Linked DNA regions of Homo sapiens: region 1 is linked to region 2. Evidence: chromatin loops called from intact Hi-C (ENCODE). Cell type or tissue: mammary epithelial cell. All regions are shown on one strand. Each heading gives the region's core, and the rest is flanking DNA. Links, peaks and the distances in the headings are about the cores only. Region 1 has its middle 67 kb from the start of HSPA9. Region 2 has its middle 28 kb from the start of CTNNA1.

Region 1 (2,904 bases), core at 154-2,653, 84 kb before region 2:
CCCCAGCTGTCTTCTGCCCCAGGAAGTGGATAGGAAATAGACGGACACATCCCCGCAGTCCACTGCTCAGGATGAGGAGGGCTGATTTTGCAGCTGTCAGTGGCAGTGATGAAAGAGGTGGAGGTGAGGGGAGGAGGGGGTGCTGTTTGATGGAGCAGTGCTGTCGGGGGAAGAGGACTAGCTCCCCTTCCTTCCATTCCCCCATTCTCTCAGCTCAGCACTTCCTGGAGGTAGCATTCTGGGAGGGAGCTGCTTTGAAAGCACAAAGAACTAGTGCTGGAAGGCTGAGGGGTGGGGAGGTGTGAGGAGGAGAAGATAAGTATTCAGGAGGGGGCAGACTGCCCCTCAAGCCCCACACACAGCCAGGCCTTCTCCACAGCCTAAGTATGTGATGTGTGTGTGTATGTGTGTGTGTCCACGCCTACATGTAGTGCGAGCATGGACTTGCAGCTATGAAGTGTTGACAGGGAGAGTGACTAGGGACAATGCAGAAGCTGTTCTCCACCGGGCAGATGGCTCCTCTCAGGTACTTGCTCGGGTCTTCCTCTCTCCACTCCTTCAGTTCTCTCTCCACTCCTTCTCCTTGTTTTGTCTTTCTCCTCCTCAGTTTCTCAGCATCCCCTTTGCTTTCCCCCTCCCTCTCTTCTAGCTGTCATTCAGATGCAGCAAGATGGATTTAAATCAGACTGAAGATCCAATGTGGACTCTATATGGCAAATAAATAAATTAATTAATTTAAAAAAATCAGACTAACGAATAAACTGGGAAAGGGCAGCTGCAGATGGTCCAGGAGAGAGAATCCTGTAGGTTATGGAATGTTAGAACTAAACACCAGAGGAGTCTGCGGGTCTCTTCTGCACCTGTACACAGGAAGCTGGAGGTCCTTTGGGAAACATGTCTCATTGGCTCTGGGGGCAGTTGCTGGGGAGAAGCAGCATCTCCCCTCTTGTGCTTCCCATGGCTGGCTGATCCCCCGACAACACACTCATAGCCCTGAGATAATTGACTGTCTCAGCCCTTTCTTTCTTAGGCTCAGAGGAAGAGCCTGGTCTTTCTACACAGACCATGACTTTTCTCATGAAGCTGGGGACATCTGCAGGCTGGATGGCCTCCAGAGCTCTAGGCATGTGCCCAGAGGCCAGGCTGCCAGGCCCAGGTATGACAGCCTAGGCGTCCTCTCAGGTCGACTGCGCTTTAGACATTCTCCTCCTTGGTCCCTGATCCCCCTTGAGGAAGTCCAGCTCTGATTCAGGCTGTGGCAGTATCGGGGGGCAGCCTAAAGTGAGGACCCTTCTGGTAGGGCCTGCTCCTGCAGCGGCTGTCTTTGGGCATTGTGATTAGAATCTACTTTAATCATTCTTTCTCCCCGCCCCCCACACTGGTTTCAGCCAAACCAGACAGAAGGGGGCGCTCCTGAGTCATCCGAGAAGAGGATTCTGGGCTGATGCCTTAGCCCTGGCTCAGGGAACATCGGAAATTTTGTCTGTTCATCCATCAATCTGAAGGTGACTGGTGCGGTCACCTCGTTCTCTTTCTTCCTTTGCTTTCTTTCTTAAGAGATAGCGTCGGCCTTTCTTAAGAGATAGGGGGTGGTGGCTCACGCCTGTAATCTCAGCACTTTGGGAGGCCAAGGCGGGTGGATCACTGGAGGTCAGGATTTCCAGACCAGCCTGGCCAACGTGGCGAAACCCCGTCTCTACTAAAAGTACAAAATTAGCCAGGCATGATGGCAGGCACCTATAATCCCAGCTACTTGGGATGCTGAGGCTGGATAATCGCTTGAACCTGGCGGGCGGAGGGTGCAGTGAGCTGAGATCACGCCACTTCACTCCAGCCTGGGCGAAAGAGTGAAACTCCATCCCCCCACACCATAAAAAAAAAAGGGATAGTGTCTCACTATGTCATCCAAGCTTGCAGTGGCACGATTATGGCTCACTGCAGCCTCAAACTCCTGGGCTCAAGCCATCCTCTCACCTTAGCCTCCCTAATAACTAGGATTACAAATACGCACCATTACACCTGGTTAATTTTTACATTTTTATTTGTAGAGGTGGGGTCTATGTTGCTTAAGTGGTCTCGAGCTCCTGGTCTTGAGCAATCCTCCTGCCTCAGCCTCCCAAAGTGCTGGGATTACAGGCGTAAGTCACGGCACCCAGCCCCACTCACCTGCAGACTGACAGATGGACAATTTTTTTCTAGCAGGACCAGACAGAGACTTGGAGGAAACACTTTTATGACTTGTCCAGAGACTCCCTGGGCTGGAAGGAATCTGGCCTCTGCCTCTGGGAGATCAGCAAGTGGGGCAAGTCTTTGTCTGGGGCCACGGCCAAGGCTGGCTGGGTCCTAGGCTGGGGACAGTGTAACCCCTGACCATTTGCCAGCCCCCAGTAGCTCACCCTGGTCTGACTGTCTTGGCAGAGCTGAATGTCCCAATTTTCTTCAGAACTTTTTCCCAGGTTAATCTGTGTTGCTATTGCCCATGACCTGCTCACCACCTTCTTCATCATGAAAAAAAAAATGGCTTTCTCTCTTTCTCCCAGATCTCACAGTCCTCTGTGACTCTTCCTGGCCCCATCAGATGGGGATGGGCTGAGCCTAGAGTACTGAGCTGGTCGGCAGGGTGCAGCACATTCCTTACCTGGAGCTGACACTGTTAGGACTTTCTTCCCAGTTGTCTTCTTCGGGCTTCCTCCTCCCCACCCTGTCACCCCAAAGCCTCCCACACTTGGGAGTTTCTCCTTCCAGTAACAGGGCCTGCATGAGCACTGGCTTAGGGGGATGGGGTGGGGGGTACGATGCCTGTATCAGGTTACACAGCCCCAAAAGAAAAGGCTGGCTTTTTGGCTTCTAGCACCTCCAAATTCTCTCTGTCCAAAGGATGAGGAGCAGTCCTGGGTGTGGTGG
Region 2 (2,904 bases), core at 195-2,694:
CACGTGGATCACAAGGTCAGGAGTTTGAGATGAGCCTGGCCAACACAGTGAAACCCAGTCTCTACTAAAAATACAAAAATTGGCTGGGCGTGGTGGCGCGCGCCTGTAGTCCCAGCTGATCGGGAGGCTGAGGCAGGAGAATCATCTGAACCCGGGAGGCAGAGGTTGCAGTGAACCAAGATGGTGCCACTGCACTCCAGCCTGGGTGACAACAGCAAAACTCTATCTCAAAAAAAAAGAAGGCAGGCCTGTGAAAAGCAGATGCGGGGCTCTGCTTGGAGCCAGTTCTTCAGCTCTCCTTGACTTCATTTGAAGTAAGCCCTTCCACTAGGCTGGTATATGGCAGACTGGAGTAGCAGAGATGATGCCCAGATGCCCACAACTCTCCTGGGCGTTGTGCAAGAGCATTGTTTCTTCATTTCCCTCTTTTGTTTCTGTATCCACTGGCAACTGGCAGGGACAGGCACTGACAGTCTGGCTCAGAGGGCCCGCAGGGCTGAGACATGTGCTCTCCTGGGTATGTGGTTCTCAGAGCACTTGGACACCCCTAGCAACCCTCCCACCTCCCATTATAGAACACCAGACACACAAGATCTGATTTCTTCAGGGCTGAAATACTGGATGTGGGTACAGTAGGTGAGAGCCGGCTGGGGGTATGGTGAGGGTGGCCTTGAATTGAAATGTCAGCAAGGCCAACCTTGCCTTCTGGGCTTTCTGGGGAGATAAGGCCAGGACTGCAAATGTGATCAGCCAAAGAATGCAGGGTTGGCTGGGGACAAAAGTGCCCCCCGGCCCTTTCCCCAAGAGGAGACTTTGTGCTTCCCGCCTTCCAGGAATCCTCCAGTCAGGGGAGCTGGACCTGAGGAAAAAGGTGGGGTTTGCTGTTCCTGCAGGTTGGGAGGCAGAGTCACAAAAGAAACAAGCCTGGGGAGAGAGGGAAAAGGGTCCAAACCACAGAGCAAGACCATGTTAGTGTGGGGAGCGCATCTTTGTTGCATTCATTCACGTGTGCATGCATTCATAACTTCATTTACTAGCTGGCACGCAAGAAATGCCTACAAGGTGCCAGACCCTCTGCCAAGTTCTGAGCCTGCCCAGATGCACAGAGCTTCCTGACTTGGTGTCAGATTGCTGCCCTGGGGATAGCTGGGCCTCCTGCTGTGGTGAAACCAGTTTTTCTATTCTCTGAGGGGCAAATTACTATTGCTTAGGCACAGGAGGTGCTCCCTCTGGAGGAGAGTGAGCTTACAGGGTAGGCGGCCTGGGGAGAAGGTGTGGCTCACTTTTCACGCTCAGTCCCCACATTCCCCTGTGCCAGGGAGGGTGTTCCTTTTTACTTGGGTGATCTGCCTTAGAGCTTCTGCAGTTCTCCACTCCACAGAATGGGAGGGACTTGCAGGATGACGCAGTCCGCCCACCTTCCATCCTTTCTCTTTCCTTTCCTTCCAGTATTTACTGAATGTCTGCCGAGACCCTGGCACGTTACTAGGTGCCTGCCTTGAAGCCATTTAGGAGAAATGGCGTTCTCCAAACAAAAGTATTCCGTTGCCATTCACGTTTCTCTCTCTCCCCCTCTCTGGCCACATGGAGCTGGGCAGAGGTGTTTTTTTTTCCTTTTCTCTTTTTCTCTGTCTCTGCTTGTTTCTCTGAGAAGATAAAAGCTGGCCTTTGGCTCCCCGCTAGGGGACAGGCCCATTACAGCCCTCTGTTCCTTTCCCTGCTTTCTCTGACACTGTGAGGCTGAGACACAGTGAGTCCTGCTCAGCTGGGCCTGTGTTCATCCCATTAGCATTGTGGCCACTTCAGGGCCTCTGGGATTGAGTTCTCTGGAGCCAGAACAGTTTCATAACCCCTAGAGGAGGCCAAAGTCGTCCCAGCCTTCTGGGTCCAAAGGTTCTCTCCCATGTGGCTCCTGCCTCAATAACCTACCTCCATTTTTTTTTTTTAGTTTGTTTCTGCCTCAGGCACATTTTCTCTGTAATTTTTGGAACCCAAATATAAGGGAAATCTCATTTGCTCCGTTCTGACTCATTTACAATTAAATACACTTGTTCCCATCTGTGTCTGTATACATCTGCATATATTTGCTAAAGCATCGCCCTTAATTTTGGAAAATGAGGCGGCTGGTGTTATTTTTATCCTGACTGCCAAGTTGGCTGAGAAGACCAGTGGGTGTTCACCCACCCAGTGACGACCCCTGGCCAGGCCTGTGCCTGAGGGAGGTGGTGACATTTCTCCCATGCATAGAACATGCAGACCCCTGGACAGTTGTGGCCTTCGTGATTGCTGTCTTTAGGGGTCCAGTTACCATGACTAGGCGTGTTCCTGTCCATCTCGGTGCCGAGGCTTCACTGACCACAGAGATGGGCCATGACTCTCTTGTCTTTTTTACACAGTTTCAATCTGTCACCTAGGCTGGAGTACAGTGGCACAATCATGGCTCCCTGTAGCTTCAAACTCCTGAGCTCAAACAATCCTCCTGCCTTAGCCTCCCAAGTAGCTAGAACCACAGGCATGCACCAGCATGGCTGGCTAATTTTTAAATTTTTTGTAGAGACAGAGTCTCACTATGTTGCCCAGGCTAGTCTTGAACTCCTGGCCTCAAGCAATCCTCCCACCTTGGCCTCCCAAAGCACTGGGATTCCAGGCATAAGCTACCACGCCTGGCTGAGCCTGGACTCTCCATGTCACTTTCTGGCAGCTGCTTTGACAAGCATGGGCTTTGGAGATGAGAGTGGGGGGCTGGCTGATCCTCAAGGAAGGCTTCACTGAGGAAGCAATGCCAGGTCATCACAGCCCCATCCCCTCCAAGGCCAGGAGAAGAGAAGAGATGTCTTTACTGTTCAGAAGGATGTGGTGGCATGTGTGGGCGCCTGCCTCACCTACGTACCTAAAAATACCATA

Evidence for each region. A loop is a pair of places that touch in the nucleus more often than their neighbours do. Peaks named below come from ENCODE experiments on the same cell type or tissue, not always from the same donor. Only the 100,000 strongest peaks of a DNase experiment are listed, where the experiment ranks them.
Region 1: a loop joins it to region 2, with 6 times the contacts of the local background. A loop is called at or near these places in 11 of 110 quality-filtered maps.

What each region holds. Positions count from the first base shown.
Region 1 is chr5:138,640,609-138,643,512 of GRCh38, forward strand. No RefSeq gene overlaps it. Among named protein-coding and RNA genes, the nearest start is that of HSPA9, 67 kb to the left of the region's middle. RefSeq lists enhancers at 640-1,193, 1,194-1,747, 1,317-1,396, 1,407-1,486. In mammary epithelial cell, for the core only: a CTCF peak has its summit at 1,402 (motif pointing right); no DNase peak of the experiment used is centred there.
Region 2 is chr5:138,724,192-138,727,095 of GRCh38, forward strand. No RefSeq gene overlaps it. Among named protein-coding and RNA genes, the nearest start is that of CTNNA1, 28 kb to the right of the region's middle. In mammary epithelial cell, for the core only: CTCF peaks have their summits at 1,231 (motif pointing left) and 1,693; DNase peaks (open chromatin) are centred at 460 and 1,170; H3K27ac peaks cover 1,943 bases.